3 separate regions of the Homo sapiens genome follow, and regions 1 and 2 are each linked to region 3. A link is a loop called in an ENCODE intact Hi-C map of the cell type or tissue named here. Cell type or tissue: endothelial cell of umbilical vein. All regions are shown on one strand. Links, peaks and the distances in the headings refer to the core of each region. The heading gives the core; the rest is flanking DNA. Region 1 overlaps COL8A1 (collagen type VIII alpha 1 chain). Region 2 has its middle 210 kb from the start of LINC00973. Region 3 holds the start of LOC105374005 (a long non-coding RNA gene).

Evidence for each region. A loop is a pair of places that touch in the nucleus more often than their neighbours do. Peaks named below come from ENCODE experiments on the same cell type or tissue, not always from the same donor. Only the 100,000 strongest peaks of a DNase experiment are listed, where the experiment ranks them.
Region 1: a loop joins it to region 3, with 4 times the contacts of the local background. A loop is called at or near these places in 6 of 110 quality-filtered maps.
Region 2: a loop joins it to region 3, with 2.6 times the contacts of the local background. A loop is called at or near these places in 6 of 110 quality-filtered maps.

Annotation. Positions count from the first base shown.
Region 1 is chr3:99,681,704-99,692,449 of GRCh38, reverse strand. All of the region lies in intron 1 of COL8A1 (collagen type VIII alpha 1 chain), which reads right to left. Among named protein-coding and RNA genes, the nearest start is that of COL8A1, 48 kb to the right of the region's middle. RefSeq lists enhancers at 5,314-5,373, 5,424-5,513. In endothelial cell of umbilical vein, for the core only: a CTCF peak has its summit at 5,252 (motif pointing right); DNase peaks (open chromatin) are centred at 1,639 and 5,259; H3K27ac peaks cover 448 bases.
Region 2 is chr3:99,123,226-99,133,971 of GRCh38, reverse strand. No RefSeq gene overlaps it. Among named protein-coding and RNA genes, the nearest start is that of LINC00973, 210 kb to the right of the region's middle. In endothelial cell of umbilical vein, for the core only: no CTCF peak of the experiment used is centred there; DNase peaks (open chromatin) are centred at 1,911 and 4,681; H3K27ac peaks cover 1,795 bases.
Region 3 is chr3:99,539,229-99,549,974 of GRCh38, reverse strand. The region is part of intron 1 of LOC105374007 (a long non-coding RNA gene); the gene reads left to right. LOC105374005 (a long non-coding RNA gene) reads left to right here and starts at 2,008. Exons shown (of 5, transcript XR_007095985.1): 1 at 2,008-4,457. In endothelial cell of umbilical vein, for the core only: no CTCF peak of the experiment used is centred there; DNase peaks (open chromatin) are centred at 1,034, 3,824, 5,024, 6,644 and 1 weaker place; H3K27ac peaks cover 6,240 bases.

The sequences.
Region 1 (10,746 bases), core at 1,347-9,346, 140 kb before region 3:
ATTGCCCCAAGGCAAAAGAGACTTGTTACCAGGGAATATACAAATGTCCATTAAACTCAATATTAGTTTAGATATGGCCATAATATTATTTTCTCAGCCTACTATCCATTTTTCTGTGGTTGTTTGAGACATACTTGGTTTTTTGAGCTACAGAAGGTTTCAGTTGTTTTAGACAAGGTAAATGCAGGTTGCTGAGGAGTTATTGATTAAAACTGGGCTTGTGAGCATCTTGTACCATGGATGTATGTAGTTTCTGCCAGTTTTCATAATTGAATTACACTTGGTGGTGGTGGTGGTTGTGGTTGGTGTGTGTGAGTAGGGGTTGGTGGTGAGAGACAGAGGAAAGAGGAGAGTAAACATCTGGCCCAAGTATTGAGGCTTTGCTACCACCTGGAAGAGGAATGAGGTACCCTGTAACTCAACTCTTCTCTAAGTATCTCCAGGAATAACGTGATTTCATTAAAAAGTAGTCATTTTTAGGCTTAAAAAAGGGCTTTTCTGCAAGAAGAAAGCATTGGTATTCATTTGTTGTAACATTAACACTTGGCAATTTGATCCTATCCCTTTGGTACCATTCTCTTGAAACGTTATAATAAAGCACACTGGAAAACTAATAACAAAATCTGGGTTCTGTTCCTAATTAGCTGTTTGGTTTCAGGAAATCAACTTTACCTCTCTGGGCCTCAGTTACCTTACCTGTTGAAAGAGAGGGCTTGGATTACTAGAGGCTTTTTTTTTTTTTTTTTTAAAAAAAAAAAAAGCTCACTGCTAATTCTTCCCTTAGAATGAAGCCCCATGAGGGTGGCTGGGTGGCAGTGAGGTAGGTAGAGAGTGGTCTGAGGGGCCAGGAAGAGAGTTAGCAAACCTGTGTACTGGCCCACCTGGGGGTCTTATAAAAAGGCAGATTCTGGGGTGAGGCCTGAGTTTCTACATTTCTTCCAAGAAGATCCCAGGTGATGCTGATGCTGCTGGTCCATGGACCACACTTTGAGTAGCAAGACGCTAGATGACTTCTTCCCCAACTTTCTCATTCCATAGGTGAAACTGGATCCTAGAAAAGCAAAGTGATTTACCCAAGCTCACACAACAGTTGGGTAGTACACCCTATATAAGAATTCATGGTATCATGACTATCAGTTTGATGACAATATCACTTGCTACATCTCTCATATGGCTTCTGCTGCTAAAAGCCATTTGAGGATGACATTTTGTGGTTCACCTGTCTTAGAAGGCGTTCTGGGCTCAGTATTTTGGCCACATTATCTCATTCACTTTCACAATTTCACCTCAAACATAGGCAACACAGTCATCCCTTGGTATACCCAGGGGATTGGTTCTAGAAATTCGTGCATGCTCAAGCCCGCCATCAGCCCTGCAGAACTTGCATACAGGAAAAGTCAGCCTTTTGGTATCCTGTGAATACTGAATTTTCAAGCTGTGCTTGGTTGAAAAAAATTCATGTGTAAGCAGACCCTTGCAATTCAAATCCACATTGTTCAGGGGTCAACTGTGGTTGTTAGGAAAATTAGATTTGTTGCATTAACTAATTTCATGGCTTTAATCTCCATCTAGAATTCCCCTTGCAGGTTTGTGCATTGTGCACAGAGAGGAAGTCAGAGTCCTCCAGGGAAAATATCCTGTTTGCTAATTCCGTGAATTTTAACAGCTGTCCATTCATGCTCCTCAGGTGATATCAGCTACAACAAAGATTGTTTTTAGATGACTAGGGCCCACATTCTGTGGAACATTATGAGTTAAGATAAAATGAAAGTTAATTACTTCTCAAAGCAAAGGGGTAGCCAATACAAACCATGCTACCACCAGTAAAATAACTGCCACATTGTCTTTCATGTTCATCATCCACATCCAATAATATTTTTTGAGTCCCTGGGGGTGCAAGGCAGTGATTAACAAAGTTAATCAAGAAAAGAGAGCCTGTACCTCTAGGGACTTTAAAAACTAAGGTAGAATGCATTTTAAAATATCCATTACCCTAGAATTTGTTCCCACCTTCATCTGAGGAAAATAAAATTTTTTCTAATCTAGATAGATCAGGATTTCCCAAAATACATTCCTTAGGACATTAGTCTCATGAAATGCTCTTAGAGAAAAAAATGTTTTTTATCACATAAATTTAGGACTGACTGATTAATATATATTTTCCTTTAAGTTTCACAAAGCACAGAAGAATATTAAAGTATCAGAAGTTTTATAATGTCATTTTAACTTTGTTTAATAACATTTCCTAATCCTATTTGACCACAGATCTTACCCCATTCTCCACCCACTCTTCCTCATGTAATGCCTATTAAGATCCTGTAGAACTAACAAACAGTGGCATACACTTTGGGAAATGCTAATTTCTCAGTTTGCTTTGTCTATAGTTATCGGGCTGATGTCTTATGTGGAATGTGTCAGTACAAATTGTTTGGAAATGCTGTTTTTTAAGGGCATGCATTTTAACTGTCATATTTTAAAGAAAAATAAAAAGGAAGATTTTTAGGTAAAGTGTGTAAACAGTAGCCCGAGTTTGTCTTTCTGGGTGTGACCGCTTTCAGCATTTCTCCATGAGCAGTTTGGTTCACTGTCCTTTGCTGTTCTCTCGTCTGTGAGGAAGTTGAATAGATGGGAAGACATTTTTAGAGTTCAAAGTTAAAAATTCAGGCTTTGCTGATGTTGGTTGCATCCAGGTCTGTGTTTTTCAAAGTATCATATGTGCATCTAATATTGAGAAACTTTTAAATGGCACATGGATGAATGTTAAATAATTTATAGCCATATATTTAATTTAATGTGTTGTAGAAGAATTACATATTGCTAAAGTAGTATCTATGTTTAAAAAAGTAAGTCAATTTAAAGATAAATTCCAAATAAATAATGGCAAAAATTATGAAAAGAAGTGTACAAATGACTAAAGCTTGGGAATTAATGCCTAGGGGATTAACCAAGAAATGGGTTCCAGGGCCTGGTCTGTATCTTTTTAGAGATGCTATCACCTCTGTGCCTGAGAACAATCACAGTATAATGGAAATAATGCTGGGTTAAGATTGAGGAGATTATGGTCTGTGGAAACAAAGACAGTATGACTTGATTCCTGCCACTAAGGGCTCACAGCTTTTGGAGATGTTGCATACTAAGTTTCTACTCTTAGTCTGATATCCAAGTAATTAAATGCCTCATATGTAACCCTACACTCGAACAGGCCATGTAGATGAGTTAGTGTCAGTGAATAAAACTCAACTCTGACTTCCTTGGACAAATAAAATTAGTAGTAAATTTAGCCAAAAATGCTGAGATAAATGACTTACACTTGCCCTTTTAAATTAGTCATTAATTAATATCGCTGGATCTTTTGCTTTCTAAGAGTTATTGCCTTAAAGGGGCCATTACAATAATTTGGCTGCTTTCTGTGTAGAATAGTGGTTCTCTACTGAGGGTGATTTTTGTCCATCTATGGGACATTTGGCTATGTGTGGAGACACTTTTGATTGTCACAGCTGGGGAGGGGAGAATGTCTATGGGCATCTAGTAAAAGTCCAGGGATGTTTCTAAAACTCTCACAATGCACAGGTCAGCCTCCTACAGCAAAGAAATATCTGGTCCAAATTTCAATAGTGCTGAGGGTGAGAAATCCTGAGTTGGACTGACTTAGGCAGGAAGAATTGAACATGATGATGACGGAGCTCAATCACACGGGCTCACTGGGCATATTTGAACAAAATTTTTAATGCTGCCAATGCATTATTTTCCTTCAGAGATGAAGTAATAATAATACAGTAAACTAGCCGTGGTATGCTGAATAATGAACCTCCCAAAATGTTCATGTCTCAATCCCCAGAATCTATGAATATATTGTTTTCCATGGCAAAGGGGACTTTGCAGGTGTATTAAGTTAAGGATCTTGAGATCCTGAGATGGGGTGACTATCCTGGATTGCTTGGGTGGGCCCAATCTGATCACCAGGGTTCTTATAGAGGGAGGGTAAAAGTCAGAAAGGAAGATGTGCTGCCGAAAGCAGAGGTTGGAACGATGCGCTCTGAAGTTGGAAGAAGAGTCCACAAGATAAGAAATGCAGGCAGCTTCAGAAGCTGGAAAGACAAGGAAACATTTGCCCCAGGAGCCACCAGAAGGAATGCAGCCCTATTGACACCTTGGTTTTAGCTCTGTAAAACTTTTGTGGATTTCTGATCTCCAGAATGGTAAGATACTAAATTTGTGTTGTTCGATGACACTAAATTTGTGGTGGTTTGTTACAACAGTAAGCAAGAAATACATTATCATTTGGCATAATTTGAGAGCAGATATGTGTTTCCACATATAACATAAATAGATTTCATATTTTCACTGTATTAAAACACAAAACACAGCTAAACCTATAGCTATTTGGAACATTTTATTCCAATGTTTGGGAGGCATTTTGGGATTTTGCATGAATATTGATGATCATACGGGTGAAGTGCTGGTGGATGTAACAGCTGGTTGATAGAATCCTAAATAAGCCAACTCTCTTGTGCTGCTTTCTTTTACGGGCACTTTATGGGGATAATAATCCATCAAGTATGTTGGAAGATGCAGAGTACAAGGAACTATTGTGACAGTAGCTGAACAACTATTTGCAAAATTGCCAAAATGATAAACATTTATTATGCTCTTGCTTAAATGGTTTCATTAATTTTTACAACTATGTTAAGCTGGTTGTTATTATAATGTTATTAGTATAATACATTTCTCACCAAATCCTCAGTGAAATGCTGCTTTTCAGTTTGAACCCTGAATAAAGATGGTGTCAGTTTTCCCTGGTCTGTATCAGCTACGTGTGCAAGCAATTGGATGATATTAAGAGCACAGCAGAGTCTTCTACTGCCAGCACCTAGTGTATATATTCCTAGGTGCTCTGGTGTGCACATCCGCAGCTTCCTGCCCAGGCATAGCTCCCCACTCTCAACCTCATCGCATGGAGTGCAATTCTCTCATCTACTCCTCTCCATTTGTGACATGTGAAAGTTTTACACACACACACACGTGAACAGATAAGGATAAGTAACATTTGCATGATGCCTAACAGCACACAAAGTGCATTTTGCCTCCATTATCATACAATCCTTAGCACAAACACTGTTATTATCAATATTTTGCAGATTAGGAAATATGGGCTAAAAGAGTTTCAGTGACTTGTCTAATGTCAAAAAGGCAATAAGTAGTTGAGGAAAGACTTGAATTTTAATTCTTTGACCTGGAAACCATTGGTTGGTCTGCCGCTAGGTGGCTCCACATTGCCTTTGGATTTTCAGAGATGGACAGTTACAGGCCGGATGCCGTGGCTCCTGCCTGTAATCCCAGCACTTTGGGAGACTAAGGCAGGAGGATCGCTTGAGTGCAGGAGTTCAAGACCAGCCTGGGCAACATAGCGAAACTCCCTACTCTATAAAAAACAAAAAAATTGGCTGGGTGTAATGGCTCATGCCTGTAATCCCAGCACTTTGGGAGGGAGGCAGGGGTTGCAGTGAGCCAAGATCGTGTCATTGCTCTGCAGCCTGGGCAGCAAGAGTGAGACTCTGTCTCAAAAACAAACAAACAGAACCCCCCCCAAAAACAAACAAACAAAAATTAGCCAGGCATGGTGGCATGTGCCTGTAGTCCCACCTACTTGGGAGGCTGAGATGGGAGGATCACCTAAGGCTAGGGAGGCTGAGGCCACAGTGAGCTGTGATCACGCCACTGGGTGACAGAGTGAGGCCCTGTCTTAAAAAAGAAAAAAAGTAATAAGAGATGAGCAGTTATAGAGCTCAGCTAAAGTCATTGTGATGATCACACTGAGCACTTATAGCAGGAGTGCCCACTGTGTGGTCCAGTCCACTTGCTCCTAATGTTCTCTTGCTCTGAAGACTGTATTCCTTTGCCTCTGGGCCTTGAGAGACCTCCTACTGAATCTTCACTGTTCTTCTTAGGATAGGATAAGGAAGGCATTTCTTTGACTTCTGGTTTTCATAAGACCCTCTCCCCAGGGTCTTTCCTCCTTTGTGAATTCAATCTTTCTCTAAATTTACTCTCTCTGAAATCTATTAAATAAAGCAACTTGGAGTGTAATAAATGATTAGCTACTTTATTGTTCTCTTTTCTTTGTTTTCATACATTGTTAACAAGGTTTATACTAAATTGAATGAAATGTATCATTAGTATTACATAGTGTATTGTAGTAAATTATATTAAAAGATGTCTGCAGGTCTTTGGTAAAAAATGTAACTAATGGTAAAAAATGGTTCTATTATTATTTTGAGGATGCGACATGTTGTTTAAATTTACTGTGCATTGTCTGGGAAATTTTAGGACTTATTTAGGGCTATGTGATTAGTTCTGATGAAGTGAGTTGATGCTTGGTTACAATTGATTACAATGATTTTGGTTTTGTGTGGATTTTTCAAAACTAGCTACCTCTAGGAGATTTTGTCCTACTACTTGATGAGGGAGATAATATTAAGATTTATTAGAGCCAAAAGTATTTTATGTAATATTGAAAACAACAAAGATAAAAATAAAACCTCTCATATGGTTAAAAATGTTGCCAACTCCCTTGCTATGTGCCTCACATGGGTAAAGTAGTCTGACTATTATATTCATATTTATTTAATCACAGAGAACTGCCATGGTAAATAAACTAGCACTCTTATTAAGAACTTACTCTATTTATTACCATATTGTAGACTTAAATAAATAAAATCAACATGATTTGGCCATAGGCTTTTAGTATCCAGAGGAAAGTTCTGTATGTATGGATTGAAAACAAAATCATTTACACTATGTGGAAAGGTATCAGAAGAAGAATTCTAAATGGAAAACCAACATAGGAGAATTAATAAAAAGACTCTACAATTCCATAACATGAGACAGAGAGAAAAGGTAGAAAAAATACCTATTGCGAAAGGGCATAGTATAGACTGTGCAGGGACGGGTGAGTCTCACTTCTTAACTTCACGTTGACACGTTTATGTTTGGCAAATTTCTAAGATCATGCAGAAACTAAAAAAGACATAAGATTAGCAAGGATAGAAATAATATATTAACTTTACTATCCAGTATAATGTGACTAATAATATTATTTCATGATTCTACATAGAAAATTAAAAGTAGAAGCCTGAAATGTATGGCATTTGGAAGATATTAAGATTTGGGGCATACCAAAAGCATGTAAATTCTTATTCCTTCTCATTGCTTTTGATGATGGTAAGACAGTGTTAAGAAGTATTCCTTTCCATTAGCTTCCAATGCTGTATTTTGCATCATCTGCATTTGTTTTCTTAGAGTCTGAGCTTTCATTTTAGTTGGTTGATGTCATTTTTTTCTGAGTTTTTATTATATTAAGAATAAATTTATTCCTCAGAATGAGGTACTAAAATGGTATATTAACATTTTTAAAGACGGTAAAATCTGCAAACTACTCAGAAAGATTTACTTTATGAATAGCATAGTTCAGTTTTAAGTATCACTGGAGGAAGTGGGTAGAAAAGCAATGCCTTTCATTCTCCCCTCCCAACTGCAATTACGCCAGCAAATAGGATGATAATTCAGTCATGCTAATCCAGTCCAAAAATATTTCCATTTCTTTTAAGAGTGAGACCTTGAGATCCACTTGAATTCTTGTACCGCCTCTTCTTCCCAGTGCCTTTTTAAATTTTGGCAACTTTTTGCAATTAGGTAATGGAAGCACAATTCCCGTTCAGAAAATTACTCTACAAGGAGCCAAATTCAGACATTATAAAGTAAACATACAACTCTACCTTAAGAAATGATTCCATCATTAAAATAAATACTGACAATTCACAAATAGCAATGGGAAACGGGTTATTGAGATCTGACTACTGTCCATTTCAGCAGGAAAAAGATGAACAACTGGGTTGAATTGAGTGATAAACTCTTAATAAAGATTAACAATTGCTCATTCAATATGCCTTATGTATACTGTTCTATCTTTTTACAGCTTTCAGGACCAAATGCCAATAAATGATGCCAGTACCCCAACCCTCCTGCTTTAGGAAGGCAGGCAGAGAGATACATTTGAGTCTGAATCCTGACTCTAACTTGGTAGCTAGACAGATAGCCTTAGGAAATTTGTCCAATTTTACACATTTAAAATAGAAATAATGACCCTTGCCTTACAAGATTGTTTTTAGGGATATAGAGAATATATATAAAATGTCCAGTACAGTACTAGGCACCCAGGAGGAGCTCATTACACAGTGACTAAATTTGAGAAGAGAGCCCTTCTTGTAAATTCATGCTCTAAATTTGATTCGGTGGCATGGTGGCCTTCCATCACCTGCTACATGACAGGCCTAAACAAGTCCAGAACATCATGGGATTTCAGACCCGAGAGCACTGAGCACTGAAGTAGTGTCCAAGAATCAGAACCTGGACCTGCTTGACCGCTCTGAACAGTGTACATAGTCAATTCACTAAAACTGAACAAAACAAACAAACAAACTAAAACTTCATCTCAGTTTTTGGCCCCAAAACCTAATTTCATGAAATGTTGGTTTTTTTTTAGCTTATTGTTTTGGTCTTATAGAGACAAAGTCCAGTCACAGCACTTCTGTTGGGCTGAAAGCATGCACTTAGGTAAAAACAGAATGTTTGCAATATGACAATATTGGGTTAAATATTTGGGCTTTTCTTTCAATGTGAGCTTGTTTGTGGCACAGTCAGGGTAACTGGAAAGAATCATTTGATTGAGAGGATTCCTGAGGGTTCATTTAGAATTACTGAGTCACTGAAGCTCAGGCTGGAAGAAATCTTGTGGTCCTATCCACCTGCTTCCCAGAAGGACAACCCACTCCTTTGAAAAAAAAAACCCTAAAATTTATCGTGTCCCTCAAGAGCTGCCAAAAAGAGAGTTCTGAAGTTTTAAACAATCATGAGGGATGCTTACACATTGTGCCTAATTATAGGTCTTTCTACATCTAAATGAAACAAAAACTTATTTCCATTTTCAATGAAAAGTCTTATTTTCAATGAAATACGTCTTAGTTTGTGAAATAAGTTCCAGTTTATATATTATCTCCTGTGATTTTCTTTTCCTTCTTTTCCAGCTGAGAACTTTCATTTATTTATTTTTTATTCAATCATTCTTTAACAGATATTTTATTGGTAGCTATTATGTGCCAAGCCCTGGCTGGGTAAAATTTTGGTAAATATGGAAAGGAGCAAAGGACAGACTTTGACTTGTAGAATATAGAGTCTTATGGGGGAGAAAGGCATGTAAAAATAATTAAAATATGATAAGTACTATAATAAAACTATGAAAAAATTCTATGAGAATTCTACAACTCCAAACCACTTAAGACACTTCTTTTTAAAAAATTTCACATACATGTTATTTAATTCTGAACATACAAAGGAGAAAGCAAACAATGACCCTACTGGTGATTTTTCTCTCTGGACTTTCAAAAAGTTCATACAGAAGATAATGATTCTCTATTCTATTTTTTCTACACTTCGTGGCATATTTCACACTTAATGTCAGCGAGTTCTTTCCTCTGCAACCCAAATCCCTTATTCAGAAGGTAAAGTGGGGAGGGAGCTCGTGCTCCACTGAGTGCTAAACACAACAATGCTGTGTGGTTGTTATTATTTTTCTGATTTTTCAGATTTTATTTACCATTGAATTTCTGATGTGAGAGTGTACATGCTCAACAGATACTGTTCAATAGGTAAGAGAGGAAATTGAGCATTGGAGAGCTTAACGGAGATGCCTGAGGTCACAAAGCTGGTGAGAGCTTATATGTTCTATGATCTTTCTACAACTCTAAACCACTTAAGGCACTTCTTTTTTTTTTTTTTAATTTCACATTCCTTTTACTTAATTCTGAACATAAAAGTCAGACCAGAAGTACCCCAACCTTATAAGGATTTAAAATATTTATAATACAGAATCATGATGTAACATGTTTCATGTCCTTGTTAGTGAGCAGGTGATTATAATACTGTGACAAAAGCATGCTTAAGACACTTCTAATTATTATCATTATTATTATTATTGAGACAGGGCCTTGCTCTGTCATCCAGGCTGGAGTGCAGTGGCACAATCTTGGCTCACTGCAGCCTTGACCACCCAGGGCTCAAGCCATTCTGCCATCTCAGACTCCCGAGTAGCTGGGATTACAGGCGTGCACCGCCAGGCCCAGCTAATTCTTTTTGTTTTTTAGTAGAGACAAGGTTTCACCATGTTGCCCAAGCTGGTCTTGAACTCCTGCCCTCAAGTCATCCTCCCGCCTTGGCCTCCGAAAGTGCTGGGATTACAGGCATGACCCACCGAACCCGGCCGGCACTTCTAGTTATTTCACAGTTGGTAGAGATGGAGAACTTCGGATTTGTATAAAAGGCCTTCCTAGATTTGAAAGTTAAATTCAATAGTTTCCCTTTCTTATTCCAAAGAAAACTGCAGCTAATTATGTGAGACTCAGGGCAGCAGAGCCTCATGGTGAAGAGAGCTGGCTCTGGAGTCCAACACCCTGGTTGCATATCACACTCTGCTGCTTGCTAGCCATATGGTGACTCTTAGTCTTCTCATCTCCAAAATGAGAATAGTGGTAACACTTTTTTTACAGGGCTGTTGTGAATGAAAGATGATAACCAATGTAATATACTTAGCACAAGCCTCAGTATAGAAGCCCTTCATACACATGAGCTAATATTAGCCTCATATCTGTCTTAGTCTTAAAGTGGTGAAAATCTCCCTTAGTGACTTGTTTC
Region 2 (10,746 bases), core at 1,355-9,354, 420 kb after region 3:
AATCCATCTTGAATTAATTTTTGTATAAGGTGTAAGGAAGGGATCCAGTTTCAGCTTTCTACATATGGCTAGCCAGTTTGCCCAGCACCATTTAGTAAATAGGGAATCCTTTCCCCATTACTTATTTTTCTCAGGTTTGTCAAAGATCAGATAGTTGTAGATATGCGGCGTTATTTCTGAGGGCTCTGTTCTGTTCCATTGATCTATATATCTGTTTTGGTACCAGTACCATGCTGTTTTGGTTACTGTAGCCTTGTAGTATAGTTTGAAGTCAGGTAGCGTGATGCCTCCAGCTTCGTTCTTTTGGCTTAGGATTGACTTGGTGACGCAGGCTCTTTTTTGGTTCCATATGAACTTTAAAGTAGTTTTTTCCAACTCTGGGAAGAAAGTCATTGGTAGCTTGATGGGGATGGTATTGAATCTATAAATTACCTTGGGCAGTATGGCCATTTTCATGATATTGATTCTTCCTACCCATGAGCATGGAATGTTCTTCCATTTGTTTGCATCCTCTTTTATTTCATTGAGCAGTGGTTTGTAGTTCTCCTTGAAGAGGTCCTTCACATCCCTTGTAAGTTGGATTCCTAGGTATTTTATTCTCTTTGAAGCAATTGTGAATGGGAGTTCACTCATGATTTGGCTCTCTGTTTGTCTGTTGTTGGTGTATAAGAATGCTTGTGATTTTTTACATTGATTTTGTATCCTGAGACTTTGCTGAAGTTGTTTATCAGCTTAAGGAGATTTTGGGTTGAGACAATGGGGTTTTCTAGATATACAATCATGTCATCTGCAAACAGGGACAATTTGACTTTCTCTTTTCCTAATTGAATACCCTTTATTTCCTTCTCCTGCCTCATTGCCCTGGCCAGAACTTCCAACAGTATGTTGAATAGGAGTGGTGAGAGAGGGCATCCCTGTCTTGTGCCAGTTTTCAAGGGGAATGCTTCCAGTTTTCCAGTTTTTGCCCATTCAGTATGATATTGGCTGTGGGTTTGTCATAGATAGCTCTTATTATTTTGAGATACTTCCCATCAATACCTAATTTATTGAGAATTTGCAGCACACCAGCATGGCACATGTATACATATGTAACTAACCTGCACATTGTGCACATGTACCCTAAAACTTAAAGTATAATAATAATAAAATAAAAAAAAAGTTGTAGATCACTATTCTAACATATCAAGCAAGAAAATATTATGCTTGGGAAAGTTTCTTGAAGTGGAATGAGGTATTATGCAAAATGAAGATGAATGAGATTTGGTTATCAAAATGCTAACCATCAACACCTACCTGCCAATCAAAATGTATTGGTAACTTATTTTAAATTTCAGATAAAAAATTATATATATTCTAATGAATCCAAAATAAGTATAAAAAGATAAATAGTATATCCAGAGAAATTAATTATGTAAAAGAATTTTCTGTCTCAGATTATACATCAAAGATATGGTCATGTCTGTTTTACTTACTTCGTATAATATTATGTCACATATGTAAATTGATAGCTCTATTAAAACTGTAAAAAATATTTTAAAAAATCATTTTATACTGAAACATTCTAAAACAAAGCTTTTCAATTTACAGATGAAAAAACTGAGTATCACAGGTGTTAGTGACAAAGCAGGGCTAAAACATTAGTGTCAACTCTGTGTCCAATATTTTTCTCAACCCATAATTTAGTAATGACTTTTCCAGTTGTGTTTAGTGTATTTAAAATCACATTCATGTGGCTAGTTAAAAGAAACAGCTTTTAATTATGGAGGAAATTACTGAAAGTATGTATTGCACATAAACTTTGTGCCCAACACTCAGCTAGAAATTATGGCAAGATGTGTAGTGTAGTGTTTAAGTGTGGCAATTTTAATGAAGAGAGCTGGGAGTGCTTTTGCAAAAGATGACTAAGTAGAAAACAATGTGTGATATCTCACATTTTCAAATAGTGTTGTCATTAAAAGTAAAGGGTCTGAACTCAAGCTGATTGAGTTCCAATATAGGTTCTACTAATTCCCAGCTATGAAACTTTGGTCAAGTTATTTTACCTCCCTTAGCCTCAGTTTTCTCATGTTGTAAAACAAAGTTTTCACCTTCCTCCAAAGGTTGTTATGAGGATAAAATGGCATAAAGTAGTCAAAGCCCTTGTGGGCCAGAGCCTAACAGGAAGTAAGTGGTTAATAAATATATTATCATCATTATTATTATCATTCAAATGGTGTTAAAGTCCAGCAGTTCTTCCTGAAATGTGAAAAACTCCGGAGATGTTTTCTCCTTGGCTATTAGTTTATGGTCACAAATAATGTGTTTAGATTTTTCTGTATCTGTTCATAAAGTTAGGCAAAAACATATCATGGGATTATTATGTGATTAAAATAAGATAGTCTATGTACAGTGCCTAGCAAAGTACCTTGTGCTTGATAAATCTTAGGCCCCACCCTTTCTCCCTCACAAAGAATAGGTTCTAGATATTTCTGTGAACAGGCAAAGATAGGAATATTTTCCCCAAATAAAGTGCTTAAAACAGGTACGGTGGACATTAGAGACAAGTCAAAGAGAAAAATTATAGTAACTTTTGACAAGTTGGATACTGGAGATGAAGGGAGAGAAGACTTAAGAAGGCTAAGGTTTTCTGAGACCAGAATAAAAGAACAAGTCACAGAAATGAGGAGCTGGCTAAAATGGTTAGTTACCTTGTTGAAGACGAAAGTGAAGAGGATGGTTTGAAGTGAAATATAGAGAGATAATTTTTAAAATTTAACATCTCGTAATTCTGTAAGCATGTCAGATAGAGCTACCAGCTAAGAAGTTAAATAGACTCCAAAATTCTGTCATGATTAGCAAGAGAGATCAGAGATGTTCCCTAAATCGACAAAGTCTGTGACAGAAGTTTAATTATAAATTACGTATCTGTTCTGAAGGGCAGGTAATACAAAAGAATTAAGGGTAGCAGACCCACCAAGAGCAAAAGGACCCAGAAAGAGACAGCAGAATAACAGCAAACTCATTGGTTCTGCATAATTTAGCCAAGAGTCTTCCATAGAAATGTGTTATTAAAGCAACTGAGCTCTGAAACTTTGATCAACTGAGCTCTGAAACCAATTTCATTAATGGGATTCTCCCCACACTAAGAATATTGGAAGCCATATACAATAGGTTGAATTGCATTCCCCTAAAATGTGACCCTATTTGGAAGTAGAATTGTTGTAGATATTAATTAGTTAAGGTAAAATGCAGTCATACTGGACTAGGGTAGCCCCTCATCCAGTATGACTGGTTTCCTTATAAAAAGGGGAAAGTAGGACACAGATAAGCAAATGTGGAAGACACCATGTGAAGATGACATCAGAAACTGAAGTGACACTTCTACAAATCAAGGAACGACAGATTGTTAACAAACCACCAAATGCTAGGAAAGAGGCATGAAACAGATTCTCTGTCACAGCCCTCAGAAGGAACTGACCCTGCTGACACCTTGGTCTCAAACTTCTATCCTCTAGAACATTGAGACAACACAGTTCTGTTGTCTAAGCCACCCAATTTGGTTATTGCAGCACCAGCAAACTAATACACATTACATTTCTCTGGCAATATCCCACTGTTGACTATCATTGCTACACGTTACAGAGAACTTTATGTCTTTTCTTAAAAAGAAGAATTCTTTGATGCAACAAGAAGAATTCAAAGAATACTTAAGAATAGATTTTGGGGGGTTTAAGGGAGGCCTATTAAAGCTGAGAAGCAAGTGATGCTGATATGGATCTGCATCGCCACCAAATCTCACATCAAATTGTAATCTCTAATGTTGAAGGTGGGGTCTAGTGGGTGGCTGGACCATGGGGACAGTTTCTCCTGAATGGTTTAACATCATCCCCCTTGGTGCTGTCATCAAAATAGTGAGTTCTCATGAGATCTGGTTGTTTAAGGTGTGTGGCACCTTACCCCTCTCTCTTTCTCCTGCTCTATTATGTGAAGTGCTGGCTTCCCTTTTGCCTTCTGCCATTATGGTAAGTTTCCTGAGGCCTCTCTGGAAGCTGAGCAGAAGCCACTATGCCTCCTATACAGCCTGCAGAATTGTGAGCCAATTAAACCTCCTTTATTTATAAATTACCCAGTCTCAGGTATTTCTTTATTTCAGTGTGAGAACAGACTCATACAGATACACAAATGAATTGCCTATGTCCAGTGAATATGACGTAAAAGAATAGGAGGAATACAAAGATGTCAGGCTTATTAATTTCACACAAGTAAAAGAACATTGTCAGCTTGTTGTATGTCACAATAAAAACTAATGCATATAGTTAAATTTGCAGAGTACACACGTAGAGAATCGGAGTTGACTATTTTGTTTTATTGTAGAGTCCAAATATTTTACGTATTCTAAAGAGCCCATAAAAATAACAGAACAGTAAATGACTTTAGACAGCATCTCATCTTGTAAACGTGGAACTGAGAGCAAGGAAGAGTAAGTGGCAGTCACAGCACTAGCCAAAGTCAGAGGCCTTGTGTCATACAGACTGAGAAGAGGTTGAAGCCCTTGGATTGAGTCAGAATCTCTGTCCCTAGACCTTGCTCGGTGTCCTTAGGTTGCTTGTTCAAAGCATGGTCCCTGAAGCCAATCATGCCAAGAATGTTTATGAAGCTAGCTATTCCCACAGAAACTCTGATTTGGCCTCATAAGCTACTGAGTCATTATGACTCAAGAATTTAGCTAGTTTGTGCCATTCTTTTTGGTTCCTGACCTAATTATGGAAATGCCGAGCTTGAGCTGTGAGAGCTTCTTGTGCTAATAAAAATAGATTCACAGACATGGTGAATTCACAGACATTGGGAAGGAGCAAAATCTGGGAAGTCATCTCATTATTCATTGTATTTGCCCCCTTCCCACTTTCCTCTTATCATCCCCTGAAGATCAAAAAGTGCAGATTGAAAATATCTTAGAAAGAGTCAGACTCCTTTGATTTACAAAAAGGAGACTGAGACTCACAGTAATTGTGCCTTGCCTATGGTTACACAATGAGTTTATAGAAAAACTGGGCTAGACCAAGTTTCCCAGATTCCAAGTTCAGCTTTCTTGAAATAACACTACTCTGCCATCCCAGGGGAGACTTTTTTCCATATATACTGTGTGTGCATATGTGTGTGTGTGTGTGTGCGCGTGTGTATTCAACATTAAGTGAAACAAGCATTCCTGCCTTGCTATTGATTGAATTGATATTGTTAACTCTTACATGTGAAGTATAGATGATAAACAATGGACAAGTCATGCTACAAGTTTGTCCAACCCCTGACCCCTTTATGCATTTTATTATTATAGCCCTAGTATACAGAGGAAATTGATTCTTTTCCAATCACTTTCATTCAAGGATATTATATTTCTGTATAAAAGCTTTGGTGGACTGATAGTTTCCATGAAAACATACAAATGAATATAATAGATAGACCTGTGCCAAACACACATTTATGGCGTGTTCTCAAAGTACTCTAAAAGTAAAGTAATTCTTTTGGGACTAGCCAAAGCATATTTTTAAATACTCTGTGCCAAGATCTCTGCAATTCAGCTACTAACTGACAATAGTTGGCAGTCTTGAGTTCATTCAATCCATGTGTACAAGAGCCTCACTTTCAATATAATGGCTGGCTCAATCCTATGGTTGTAGTACTAGCGAGAATTACTCTGAAGTTAATAGGTCATAGTCTTCTTAGCATGGAGTGAAATACAAACAATCAACAGAGTTTACTGAACTCTTAAATGGCTAATTTGGGCCGGGCACACTGGCTCATGCTTGTAATCCCAGTACTTTGGGAGGCCAAGGCAGGTAGATCACTTGAGGCCAGGAGTCTGAGACCAGCCTGGCCAATATGGTAGAACCCCATCTCTACTAAAAATACAAAAATGAGCCATGTGTGGTGGTGCGTACCTGTAATGCCAGCTACTCAGGAGGTTGAGGCAGGAGAATCACTTGAACCTGGGAGTTGGAGGTTGCAGTCAGCTGAGATCACACCACTGCATTCCAGCCTGGGTGACAGAGAAAGATTCTGTCTCAGATAATAATAATAAATAAATAATAAAATTAAATGGCTTCAAATTTATTTTTCAGATGACTTGTCTAAATTACTCAACGTGTAGATCATAAACTTTGAGTCATAAGGCGCAGTCCTATAGTTTTATTAACTCCTTTTATTCTAATTGTTGTTCTGTCACAAGTCTGCACTTCAATTAGCTTGTAAAGGATTAATTGATAACCTCACAAAGTGCAGACATCAAAAGAAAAAAAGAAAACCAAATTCTGCATGGCAGTTTAGGCCATAACATAATCAAGCTAAAAGTCCTACTATTTATAAAATCTGATCCTAGTTTAAATGAAACCAATACATTCTCATTAATAATAAGTTTTTTTCTTAGCATCTTCTTTTTTCCAATATGCCTATCAAGAAAAACATTAATTTCAGTTGGTACATGGGATTTGCTGTTCATGGTCAGACCTATTTCTGTTCTTCATTTTTAGATTTCTCCATCTACTTTCAGATGCCTGAAAATTTTAGAGAAACAAAACTTTTCATTTTATAAGCAGAGACTAAGAAGGAAAAATACACATGAACATGCTAGGCAATTCCATAAGTGTTAAATGTATGAACGGTACCTCTAAAGGAAATAATTTCCACACAAATAGTTGCAACTTATTTGCTAAAACCATTCCATTTTACTGAATTTGAATTCAAATGGAACTATCTGAATATTCCTCACTAAAAATCTGAGTACACATATTGTCTTGTCACTATGTTTTTAGGGATACTTTTCAGGGATGGTGATTGGAAGCTTAACGCTTGACATAGAGTACAAAGGTGTGAAACCCTCCATTCACACAGGGAAGGATCCTGCTATCGCAGGAACAGAACATGTGGAAATCTGGTTCCAAATTCCACCTGACAACCAGCATAACAGCAATAGAGCTACAGTTTCCAGAAAGAATCATTTCTATTTCCAATATTAACAATTTTTGAGCTGAATTCTTCTCTACCACATTTAAATAAGACAGTTCCTCAATAAAGGGGCAGCAGTTAACCTAGAAGAAAGAATATATTTGAAAAATATTCTGGCCTTTAAAATGTCTAATAAAAAATATTTCTTTCCCTCTAAAACATCAAATAACAATACTCAAAATTATTCATGGTATTTCTGTATGTCTGATTTCACTACACACATTTTTTTTAACTAATTGTGTCTTGCCTAAAATTCTAGAAGCCAGACCCTGTCTAGAATGGACAATTCCAATCTCAGCAGGATTCTCTTTCCTGAGAGGGAAAAAATATTCCTTGTCATTCTTGTCTCAGATTGGAGGAAAGTGGCCAGGAATTTTCATAGGTAGACTTCTTTGGTCAAGTTGCTAAATTTCTGGAATCAAAATAGGCCTTCACTGGGATGGGTTGTGAAAGTGATGTTTGTTCAGTTCTTACATTTGGGGGTAAGTAGATGCCCTGAGTAGAAAATGTGAATGTCTGTCCAAGAGATGTGGGAGTGCCTGTTACCACTTCCTTTCCACAGCATTTCTCTCACTGGCTTGCTGCATCTGGAATTTCTCGGCTTCTTTATGAAAATGTTGATGTTTATTCAGACTTTCTGAAACTTCACAATGATAGTCAGATGTCTGTGGCCACCTAGGTCACTGAATGGGAGGCTGGCAGCTCTGGAGACCACTGAGGCTGGCACCTGCAACACATCTCCAGAGATGTAAAAGCAGACTGGTCAAAGTCAAGTCCAGAGAGATGATGTGTGAATGTTTAGTCTGAGGCATTTTTTATCCGAGTCTCTTTTTTTTGACAACTTAAACTCACCCTTCTAAGTTCGTTGGTCTGACTTAGTTCTTACAAAATGAAGTATAAACTATTTTTCTTTCTTGGCCTGGCAAAAAAAGTAAGACTCTTTTCCGATATGAATATGAAGGGAAGTTGTGAGAAACTTAGGACAGCTGAAATTAGTGAAGTGATTGTACCTTTTAGGAAGACAAACAATTCATTCAAAATGCACTGCAAGTTATAGAACTGCAATTAAATATGCATCACATTTACACATTTTATTCTAATATCCCAGGGCACTCCAATCCCAACCTTCTCACCATGATTCCTGAACAAAGGGGACAACTGTGTGGTAAAGGATAAATGGAGAAAGAAACACTTACAATTGGTCTGAGGATTGCTATGGTTTATCCCACTGTACCTGGATGAGTTTCTCATTAAACTGCAGTTTATTTTGTTGCAGAATTAGGTAAGGTGAAAATGAAGCTGAAAATCAATCAAGTATTTTTTTCACACCTGTGCTTCTACAACTACAGTAGAGTTGAAGAATATAGAGATGTAGGCATTTCAACATAATGATTCAGGATGACCCTCTGTGAGCACAGGAACAGCCACACAGACTAGTTCATCTTTTCAAAGCAAGGGGAAAGGACAGTCTCTGAAAGGGAAAGTCTACCATGGAATTCATTTTGCAATTCAGGGAGTATTTGGGGAACCAAAGATGTAAAAAGACATTTTGACTTATTCAACCTTTTGGTATTCCATTAAAGTTAAAACATACAATCTGTTTGCTGAAAGATATTTCTAACTTATTGAATATCAGCCCATCAAGGAAGAATATGGCAGGAAACGTCTTACAGTTGCTTACAATGGGCAGCAGCCAAGACTAAACATTCATTATTATGGGGTAAACCTTTGTATATCTAAGCACACAATTTTTCAGATAGAATGCATATATAGACTTAGCATCTGGAAAATTTCTAATAATCTCCAATCTGGGTTCATTTTTTAATGGTAGACTAACCACAGCTATGGAAATGCTTGGACTGCACTTCCACAAGGATATTTTGGGCCAAGTAAGGTTGGCGGTATAGGGACTTCATTTCAGAACTTGGCAGTGCTTCTCCTAACTAGCAGGTGTTGGAACTAATAACAGAATCAAGTGGGTAATAATCAGCAGAACATTTATAAATGAAGGCAACAGAGCTCCACTGTTCTCACTGGTGTGCCTGATAAAATGCAAAGTCCCTGGATACATTCATTTCTGCCCATGTTTTATTTGCTTGGAAAAATGTTTGATATGTGAAGACATGTTTACAAGATTTTATCTGTTCTCAAAATATCAATATAATTTACTCAATTACTCTGAGAAAAAAAGAAAATCTCAACTTATCTGTACTACGCTTCGCCAGAGAAACAGAATCAATAGAATGTACACACACACACACACACACACACACACACACACACAGAGAGAAAGAGAGAGAGAGAGAGAGACAAGCATGCATAAAGACAGAGACTGTGGTAAGTCTGAAATCTGCACAGCAGAATGGCAGCCTGGAAATTTTGGCAGGAGTTGATGTCATACTCTTGATTCTTACGACAGTCTTGAAGGAGAATTCCTTCCTCTTTGTGAGACCTCAGTCTATTCTCTTGAGACCTTTAACTGATTGAATGAGGCCCACCCACAGTGCAAAAGGTAATATACTTTTCTCTAAGTCTATTTGTTGATTTAACTGTTAGTAACGTATAAAATATATCTTCACAGCAACATCTAAGCTAATGTTTGACCAAACAAGTGGGCAACATGGTCTAGCCAAGTCGACACATAAAATTAGCTGACTGTGAGCAAAACACCCTATCCCAAAATATGGCACCTTGGAGGTCACTTTCTGTGTGACTTCTCCTACCTTGCTGTGTAAGAGCTGTTCATAAAAATTCTCTGACCTTCCTCCCCTAAAAGTAGGTCATAAGAATTTCATGTGACAGATGTCCTGCCCTACACCCGTGGGGGAAGAAATGTCATACCGTTAAACAGAAAATAATCTTAACAAATAGAACTTGCTGAACCTCCCCTTCCCCTAGTTTATTACTGTTAGATCATCCTCTTTTTTTGTCCATTCATATTTCTCCACAATTATCCACTTCTTTCATCAGATTTAGCCTAAAATTACAGTTTTTCCCGGGTCTTCGGGTCTTCATTTCTGAAGCCTCCTATATCACATTTACTTTGGTCAAATAAACATGGTACCTTTTTCTCTTGTCAATCTGTCTTTTATTACAGGTGTGTGTGATGGTTAATACTGTGTGTCAACTTGATTGGATTGAAGGTTACACAGTACTGATACTGGGTGTGTCTGTGGGGGTGTTGCCAAAAGAGATTAACATTTGACTCAGTGGGCTGGGAAAGGCCGATCCACCCTTAATCTGGATGGGCACAATCTAATCAGTTGCCAGCTTGGCTAGAATATAAACAGGAAGAAAAATGTGAAAACAGAGACTGGCCTAGCCTCCAAGCCCACATCTTTATCCCGTGCTGGATCCTTCCTGCCCTCGAACATCGGAATCCATGTTCTTCAGTTTTGGAAATAGAACTGACTCTCCTTGTTCCTCAGCCTGCAGATGGCTTATTGTGGGACCTCGTGATCATGTGAGTCAATACTTAATTTTATATATATATATATGTCCCATTAGTTCTGTCTCTCTAGAGAACCCTGACTAATACAGGGTGTCAGGCATGAATTTTTCAACTGGTGAGAAAAAGATGTCACTTACTTTCCCTACATAACCACCACAGCATCTTATGCATAATTCACATTTTTATCACTTAAATATGCTCAAATGGGTTTGTGGAAAACTATAAACCTACAAAACTATAAAGTATGAACTATAAGTTTATCATAAATTATTTCAATCTCATGCTTCTAGTTTTCATTTGCCCCTTTATCTGAATTT
Region 3 (10,746 bases), core at 922-8,921:
CTATTATTGTGAGGTTTATTCAGAGCAATGAAGATGTCACTCACCGTGTCAAATTCATAGGTATGGTGGCCTTTATTACCTGGCAACATGCATTTTGTTATACATCAAATCCATGTAGGGCCATATTATCTGGATCTCAGATGTTACTGAGAAATGTTGTAAGGTAAATAGATTTTTTGGGGAATATCTTGGACTTAGCACACTTTACTTAATAGAAATATATTTATTGTCTTCACTTTTAAGTTACTCTGCCACTTTGCCATTCAACCTCTATTGGCTCTTTATTAACTTCAATTAGATTTTTCCTTCTCTTTTCCTTTAGAGATAAAATTAAATAAAAATAAAAACTTCTAAAGCAAACTCTATTCCTTTATAAATACTGTCTAAACGTGCCAGTGGTGTGTCCAATTTTAGACACAAGAGCTTAAAGTTGAATGCAAATTTTGATTTTCTTTATAAATGAGATGATGAAAATCTATTGTGAAAAGGTTATGAGAAAAAAGCTTATCTTGTAATTGCAGCCAAGATCCAAGCCATTATTTAAGACGTGAAGCATTTGGCAACAAAGAGATTGTTGTCATTAAAAAGGAAGCCCAACGCATTATTCTTGGGCTGAGAAAAAATAATTTAGCTGTCATTGTTATTTAAGGAGTAACACCGGAAGATGGGAGACATTAAAATAAGCAGCTTTACCTCAAGAAGTGTAATATCTTCTTTTCCCTCTAAGATGCAGAGGTAGTTAATAAACATTTGATGATTGATTTAAACATATTAGAGAGAGATTCACTTGTTAGTATTTATCATCTAGCTAAATTGTATTTTTTTAATGTATACAACTGAGATGAAGCCAATAGAACTTTACCACAGTGGTTGTAAAGAGATAAGAAATTATTATTTCTCATTATACCATCAGCAGACTGAGGTCTGTAACTTGATACTTATGCAAAAGATTACTAAATTGGTAGCTATTCTTATAAAATATTCACTTTAGGAAAGAAGGTGAGAATGAGGCCACTGACGTCATCTTGGCTTGGTTTACTTAAGCCTGGGCAAAGAGGGAAAAGGGCACTGGAGATTTGCATAGGTAAGTATTTAGAAGGCACTATTGTTTTTAAAGGCTACAGAAATGTTCAATGTGCTTATCTTCAACTCCTCCCAAATAGTTCCTCCAAATGCCCCATCCCTCAGGGGTTATTGTGAATCACAGTCCAAAATAGTTTGGCTGTCTCTTTTTTCATTTGCTTCTAATGTGGTGTTCTCTCTCTTCTTGGTATGAGAGGAAAACAATGGACATCTCTCAAAGATGTTTTCAAATGGGTTTCTTAATCTAACATACTATCTCATAAATATACCTTTTCTTTGTCTATCATCATTGCCTTAACCTTGCATTGCACTTCTTTTTCCATTTTTGGGGGTGAGGAAAGAGATGGCACATTAAGCTTAGGCCATTAAGGAGAGATTAATGCAGGACTATTTTTGAGGGTGTGAGCAGCCTTAGTGGAAACCACCCAGGGAAGGTAGAGTACATTAATCTCATAGGTCTCTCATTCTCTTATCTCCTACTGGTGCTTCCCATTGACCACACCCAATTGAAAGCTCAAGGGGCTCCTTGATGCAGGTCAACCTTTGGAGCACAGAGCAGGGTGGAAAAGATTGATGTGTGTATAGAGGTGGACAAATAGAGGTTATTCAGTGCATGGATTACTTCTGGAAAGCTATCAGTTTCTTCCTTTCCTAGCACTCAATGGGCAGCTTTCTTATTCTGTCAGTTGGTGTCTTCAGCAATCCAAAACAAAAGCATAATTTTTAAAGTGAATTGGGAATTCACATTCAAAGGGAAGGGAAAATAATCCAGGATTCTACTGTATTTTTGCTTCCCATACATAGTCTTAACCAACTTAAGCAAAACATAGGAAAGTGAATCTGCTCAAATATGTAATCTTCCCTTGTAGTCCCAAGTGCAGTATAAATGAATATGGAATGATATGTTGTAAATTATTCCAGCCACGTGCAAGTAATTGAGAGCTCATCATAGTAAAATTTTTAGTTTTTCTTACTATAATTCTATTTAATTTAGAGTATTCCTCCCTTTTCTCTATTTTTATTCCTTCTCCAATCAGTTTTTTCAATCTGTACTTTCTTGTCTTATGCGCTTTTAAATACATACCCTACTTTTTTTCCCTGATGCTGATGAAACCATTATTGCAATTAGCTAAGATACCATCAGTAGTGTGTTGCTTTCACCCTCCTTCCAGAATAGGCAGTTATAAACTAGGTTCTTCAGAGTGAGAATTCTTGACCAAGGAAAATGTTTTAAAGATTGACTTTTTATATATTAACCTCTTCTCTTTCAAAACCTCTACCTTGTAGTAGGTTATGGAAAACTCCTTCATCTCATGGGGGATGTAAATTTTGCTTAAGTTTGTGAATGTCTCCTAGTCCTCATGCCATTTCTCCATCAGACTAATGGCATTCCTTCAGGTATCATCTAAATGCCATTTTTTTTTTCAGGGAAGGTGCCTGTAAGTCCCAAGACAAGGATAAATCTTCTGTTGTGAAACTACACTATAATTCATCTCTTATATCTGTCTTGGTCTGATTGTAAGCTTCAGAAGAGCAGAAACAACCAGTGTTCTGTCTACTTCCACATCTCCTGACACCAATCATGTAGTAGACACTGATTAAAGACTTACTGAGTGGAAATTGAATCTGACCTAGTTAAAGACCAACCAAGCTGCAACCAGGCTGGTTTGGAAGCTCAAGAGCTTTATCAGTCATGGTAGGCTACACCACACTGTCAGGCTTTTTAACAGAGACATTTTTTTTTGTTTTTTTTAACAAAAAGACATGGTTTGGTCAGTAGCAGGATTAAATGTAGAATTTTGCATTTAGCTGCAAATACAGTGGAATTGCAAGTTTATTGCAATTTACAAAATTCCAAAAGATATGGCAAATATTTTTGCCTATTGCATTTTTGTAAGTATTTATTTTGGGAAGAGGCTGAAAATTTAACCTTCTTTTCATGGTCTCTTTCTTGTCTTATTTATGTCTAAAAGAAACTGATATGAAATGAACTGGAAACTTTAGGATTCTCTTTGTTCTTTTTAAACTCTTATTAAAACAATATGGAGAGAACACTGAAATTGGTCTCATAAGCTCCAGATTCCAGTTCCCAATCAACCATGTTTTCTCTTCTATAAAACACAGACAATAATAATGCCAATTGCATAGAATTGTTGTGAAGATTAACTGAGATGATTCATATAAGACATTGAGTGCAGGGCCTAGCAAATAGTAAGTGCTCATTAAATGATGATGATGGTGATGATAATGGTGATGGATGCTAAATTACTTAATATATCTGAATACTTCCTGTTTAATCTACATCACAGTATTGGGAAGTCATGTAAAAATGAGAAAAAAATATATGAAAGCACTCTGGAAACTACTTAATTCTAATGTACAACATTAATAATAGTAACAATGGGAGTGGTAAGTAATGGTAAGCATAAATGTTTCACGTGGATCTAACTCCTAAGTCATGCAAGGAGCACTCAGTTCTGTTCAGAACATACTGTGTTCTCTTTCTCTTTCTGTTTCCTTGCTTGGGAAATCAAGAGTTATGACTGGGAATGTAGTTTAAATGAGCCAGCAAAACACTCATCAAACGGTTTATTTTCCTAATCTTGGTGTATCAATTTCAAAACCTGAAAAGTTCATTTCATATTTCACAGGCTCTTTTATATATAGTGTCATAAATGCCAAGAAAGTTGTTGACTTAACTTTACATTTGTGAAAAGTAACCCTTAGTTGGCAAACAAATACTCCTGAACTGAAGGAGATAAGCTTCCTGTATACTTGCAAGTCGCTGCTTTTTGTTTTGTTTCATTTTCAAAAAACAAAAGACTTTTGGTTGCTTAAATTCTTATCACAAATAGCACAAATTTCCAGATTCTCAGCTGTGTTGAGGTCTCTAGCAGAAGTTCATTGCATTTTCTGCCAGCATTCTCCTTTAGAGGTGCTTTTACAACCAATCTTTAAGCTTGCTAAGGTTCAAATCACAGCTAACTCTTCCTGTTCAAAGCCACTGAAGAAAGACATATTTCAGAGAATCTAAACGTGGGAAAATTCTGTGCATAATCTCAGAACTTCAACTTTCTATCCCATCAAATTTGACTTAATAAAACTTCTCTTTCTCTCCTCTTTGTTTAGCAATATTAATGAAAAATGAATACAGGGTAAGAAACAGAAGGAAAAGAGGCAAAAATAGAGTATGGAGTACTTAAAATTTGTAACTAGCCTTTGAAGCATTTTTATTCATGTTATTCGGCAGATGCCTTCTGAAAAGTTTTCTGTTCAACAGAGTCATAAAATGTTAGCCCTAGAAGGTGCCTTGAAGACCACGATGAGTTAACTTTCTTCCTTTGCCAAGGAAGAAGCGATTACTTCAGCAACTGGTGGGTATCTCTTATATACGAGTGTTATGCTCACTGTGCTTTTCTGCATCTCTCTTGTTAGGTCTTGGTTATCACATAAACACTTGCCAGCAATCAGTATAATCAGTGTTGGCAAAACACAAATGTTAATGCCTTTTAATCAGCTAGGCTTTTAGAAAACTTGGGCTGAAAGCCCGGAATAATCCTACTTAGCTCTACAGATGAATGGTGCAGCAAGTTTTAAGAATTTTCATTCTTAATTAATGATGGTGACAGAAATGGCAGTTGTGTTCACAGTGATAGAAAAAAACCACATAGTCATGTGTTGTGTGGGCATGTGGGTGTGTGTGTCCTGACCTCACCACATGTTTCACATTCCCAACTTTCTTCTTACATTTCCTTCTAGCTTCTGTATTATTTAGCAATAAGCCTGGGGCAAGACACTGCCTCTGCTACCAAATGTTAGTGGAGCAAATACACCATTAATATTTCTTTGGCACGTGGGGAGGCGGGACATCTATGCAGTTTGTCCTTCCCAGATATCCTCATGTAGACCAAGTTGACCAATTTCTTTTCATAACTCAGGCCCTTTTGGCCGTGGGCCTATCTCTGTTCCTTCCATTTCCTTTCACTGCTTCCTGATAAGAAGTATAAGATTTGATGCCCTGAGTCAGAGGGTGAGGATATTTCTACTGCTAGCACATGCAGGTCAAAATCTGCTAGCACTTCTGCGGTTCCACACCCATGGATTCAACCAAATGCAGATTGAAAATATTCGGAAAAATAATTGCATCTGTACTGAATAGTACAGACTTTTTTTCTTGTCATTATCCCCTAAGTAGTACAGTATAATAGCTACTTACATAGCATTTATGTGTATTAGATATTATAACTACTCTAGAGGTGACTTAAAGATTATGAGAGAATGTACATAGGCTATATGCGAATACTATCTCATTTTATATCAGGGACTTGAGCATCCTCGAATTTTGGTATCTGTGGGGGCTACTGAAACCAATCCCCCACTGATAACAAGAGAGGACTGAAACCTTGGAACCTAGTAGTTGACACCTTAGAACCTAGGCATTTAATAACAACAAAAAAAGCCATTTATTCACTTAAGCTTGTGATTTTGGAACAAATTTTTGATGAGTAATCAGGATGAATAATAAAATTTACTTGATTATAAGAAAAGAGCTGCATTTCAAGAACTATGTTCACCTAAACATATTCTCCATAATTAGAACACTTTGGATTTAAAATCTTACCCTGAAGTACGTGCCAGTGATTGCCCTAAAAACCTTTCTATGGACAGTTACATATCCTTGATGAAATGAGCACTATAGGGACACCACTGTCTAGTTTCACCCTAATACTTCTGCTGAGGCTTTTCCTCCACACCTCCACAGCCTCTCTGCCTGTCAAGAACTCTACTCTTTGGGAGGGGCTTAAAGTACCCTAAGCTGTAGAACACAATGAGGGGTCTATGTAGTGTCTCTGATGGAGAGCAGCATACTCCAGGCATGAGTGAGCATCTTTTTGCTGGCACTTCCACCGTGGCTTGCCAGCAGCTGTTGATGCATGGTGTTTTCTGAGAGAGATGAGCAGCTAATGTGATCCTTTAGCATAAGCAGATGAGGAACTCAAGCAAGGGACCTTGAGGTGGGAGAGGATGTGGGGATGGGCTGCAAAAAGTGGTTTTGCTTTGACTTCCAAGAGGATCCCTGTGCTGGACAGACAGACTGTTTTCTAATACATCAGCTTCTTCTAGTCATAGATCCCTCCCCCACATCAGGGTTCTCCTCTACCCAAAGTTGTTTAATTGGTATTCTTTGAGAAACACTTTTATTGTCTGAGATTATGACCTTTCCCCATTTTTAAACTTAAAATGCTTGTTGTTCACAAAATGAGGGTGATGATAGATGGTATTTCTTATTTTTGATGGGCCAACTTGGCAAAATTGACACTTGGCAGTTTTCTGACAATTCTCTACATTTTACAAAAAATTTACTGGTTGTTGAATTCCCAAAGTTGCGAAACTAGGGTGTTCAGGTCTTCGGAACAAGGGTAGCCAGGAAAGCTTGGAGGGGAAAAGGAAGATCTTGCAGACACTATAAATAAGGCAGACAAGGACATTGAGTGCCAGAGGAAGGGAGGAGCAAACAGGTACTAGACAGGAAATGGGTTAAGTCAGAGGAAGTGAGATTAAGCAGCAAGGAATGGGCCTTGCAAAATCGATAGAAAGGAATGTGAAAAAGAAGTGACCTCAGGGGCAGGGTTGCAGCACAGGTGCTGGTGCATGTGGTAGTCTTGGAACTGGAATAAATGCCAGGTAAGTCAGACCTTGAAACCCCACTGCTACTTTGTCACAATGAAGGAGTAGAGGTTGCTAGAGGCTTCTGATTCAGTAGAAAGGGAACTCAGATGTGATATCTTCCTTCAACTTAGAACACACATAGTGGGGCTAGCCATGGGGTTTTCTGTGTTAGCAGAGGGAGGGAAATGTGATAACAGTGTCACAGGCTGCCAGGACAAGGGGAGACAGGCACCTCTCCAAAATCTCCAGAACATAACAGGAAATAGCAAGATCAGCATCTTCACCCAAAACAGATATTGTTAATGTTTTTAACACTTACATCCAAATATAATGGATGATAAAACAGATAATACATTGCTGTTTCAATTCATATTTTCCTGATTAGTAGAGATTCGACAGCTTTTCTGACTTTCAGAGTCATTTGTACTTCTTTTCAAATTGCCTATTTGAAATTGACCATTTAGTTTTCTGGCTATTAGAATGTATTAAGGGATAGAATATGGTGTGGTTTTGTTTTTGCTTTTTTAGAGACAGTGTTTCACTCTGTTGCCTAGGCTGGAGTGTAGTGGCAAGATCATAACACGTTGCAGCCTTGAACTCCTGAGTTTTTTAAATTTTTACCTACCTATTTACATATGAGATTAAGATCTTGACCTTGGACTCAGAGAGCCTGGGTTCAACTCTTGGCTTTGCTACTTATGTGTGATCTACTTCTTAGAGCTTCAAGTACATAATCATTAATGAGGAAATTCTATGTAAAGGGCTTAGCACAAGATTTGGCACCGTACATGAATGGTTGTGATTGTATTTAATAAAAAAAAATTCAGATCACTAATAATAAAGACCAACTCCACTCATCCACTCTAGTCAGTTAATTCTGCTTCAACCTGAAACTTAGGCTGGGGTTCACACTGGGGTTTCTATTCTGAGTTGTGCTGTTAACTGCTATTCCTGAGATACAGGATAAACACTATAGATATAGATATGGATGAGATATTATTGCACCTCATCTGCTCACTTTATTATGTATTAGTTACCTCTTATAAATAGTTTAGAAACTAATGATTAATGATATTCATATATAATCATATCTAAGATCTATATCTGGTATAACTATTCTTGTTTTATATTTTATTATACTGGAACAGCTCGTGTCCTTGGTCTCTTGCCTCGGCGCCTGGGTGGCTTGCTGCCCACAACAATCGTTATTGAGTTGTAAGTTATGATAGCAATAACTGAAGTGAATGATGCTTTGAGTATATGAAAAAGGGAATAAAGTTCCAGTTTTCCGCTAGAATATTTTGGAGAATTATTTGTCATTATTATCAATAACTATAATATGAAACTGTTAATATAATTTAAAATATCCTTATACCAAAGGTATAACTAAGGTCATTTCATGAAAATTGATAATTTCTCTTAAGAATTCTATTAAGAATATATGTGACTAAATAATTTTGAGAGAAAATATGGAATGTTTCTTCTTTTTCCTCTTATTACTGAATTATGTGTAAAGCTATAAAATGTTACATAAAGGACTTATAAATGTCACCCCAGTCTCTCTTACCAATAATTTTTATTTTATGAAACTGGAATTTCTATTAAAATGAAATAGGTAGAATTAGGAATTTACAGTAATAATCTTGATAGCTCTGTGCTTCAGAGACTATTTCCCATTGATCTCTACAAATTACATGGAACTTTTGAGAGGAAGCAGATGTTATGTCCTCTTGGTGGATATCAAATGCATGTGGTCATGAAGGGGCTTGTTGAGTGAAAGCATGCAAGAAACCAGACTGGCATCACAATCTAAGTCTGTCAGTTCCCAAAAGTGGACCCCTGGGGCTCAAACAAAGCCAAGGGTTGAGGCAATTAGGCTGATGATTACTTCAACTGCCCTGCTTCTTGCATCTCTAAATGGTGCTTCTATCAATTCTAGGAAAATGAACAATTATGAAACAGTGTTTGGATTTACTTCTAACTCAGGTGGCTTTCCTCATTATAATCCTATAGGCTGTGGCGAATGGCATAATGTCTATTCATCTCCAGGTTTTGCAGAATGAAAGAGATAAAGTAAATGGGACATAATTCTTTATTTTAGAAGGAATTTGTTTTCTAAATGAGAATGTAAATGGGATGATACGTATGAACATGGACATGACAGTATCAGGTCATCACTGAGAACAACCAAGCATCTGCTGGTAGCCTGTGTGATAAAACTTCAGCTGAATGGACAGAAATATCATCAGAAACAAAGTTTGTGTTGGTGGACTGACACCATCAGGATTGACCTTTCTGGTTTGGTGACTGATGGGATTACAGGATTAGGTGCACCAAAGAAGTCATCTCAAGTCTTTACAGGTTACTTGTTACACCAGAGTTTTGTCTTTCTGACTCTCATATGTGCTGCTCTATCATGGAATTTTCATGCTCCATTAAAAATTAGATGTGATTTTTTTTGAAAGAGGATGAAGGCAAGGGATTGAGAGAGAATTCTTTTCAGACAATGGCAAATATAGTGAATTTTACTACTCAGAAAAAAATAACTCTTAGATAAGTTTCTTAGAGATCTCTATTATATAATAGCACAAAATATACATGGCCATGATGTGTTTGATGCAGGCTGTCATGAGTGAATGACACAATTGAAAATAAACTAAACTCCCACATGCCCAACAAAGTCCAGGCAATGGTGTTGATAACCACAATACACAGACTCAAGGGCATTTGGTGCCAGGTTCCAAGGGAGCTGCATTGTATCTTCAAGTTAAAGCCAGTCACAGAACTATCACCAGAGGCTGAGTATGCCATGCTACTGAGCAAGATCTCCTAAGAGTGGCACAAGGCAGCATTGCAGCTGGACTGCATGGAACAATGAAACACATCTGGACTACAAATGGAACACCTGGGTCCTAGTCTCAGCTTTGTCCTTCAGTAGTTGTGATTTCATGGATAAATCATTGTACTTTTTACTATCCCCATTTATTTGTTTGTGAAACCAGAAGATAGGAATAGATTATTGTATTAGTCAGGGTTCTCTAGAGGGACAGAACTAATAGGATGGGAGTTTATTAAGTTACACGAACACATGATCTCACAATAGGCTGTCTGCAAGGTGAGGAGCAAGGAGAGCCAGTCCAAGTAACAAAACGGAAGAACTTGGAATCCAATGTTCAAGGGCAGGAAGCATCCAGCATGGGAGAAAGATGTAGGCTGGGAGGCTATGCCAATCTAGTCTTTTCATGTTTTTCCTGCCTGCTTTTTATTCTGGCCACAATGGTGGGTGACTAGATGGTGCCCACCCAGATCGAGGGTCCATCTAACTTTCCCAGTCCACTGACTCAAATGCTAATCTCCTTTGGCAGCACCCTCACAGAGACACCCAGAATCTATACTTTGCGTCCTTCAATCCAATCAAGTTGACACTCAGTATTAACCACAATTATTTTCAAGGTTTTTTTTTAGCTCTAAAATGTTAATGATTTGCCAGTATAACTGGCAATCAATTGTCACCCTCTTTCTTTTGTTTGTTTTTCATTTTTAAAGTGAAGGGTTTAAATGTATAATGTTTTCTCTTGGTTTATCCATATGTACTTTTATTTCAGTGAATGGAGAAACACAATTGACATTTAAATTAAGGACTATTGCAAATACGATATCTGTCTTTCTTGAGGCTATAGTTCTGTAGGAATAAATAATATTCTTTGATAGCTGGGATATGACCAAAATTCCACAGAAATAGGACAAAACAATGCTTACCCTAGTTGCCAGAAAGTTGGCTTTCAACAAATGCATAATTTTCTGGTATTTTTGATCTCAAACTCCACCCTACTGCAAAAATGCAATTTGAGCCAAATACCATACACCATATCCAGGGATGAGGTAAATTTAATCTCTTTTGGTTCTGGATGAAATTCAACTGATTTTTTTTTTTTTTTTTTTACTATTTTGGTACAGTCTTCAATAGGAATCATTATCCTATTTAATAGACTA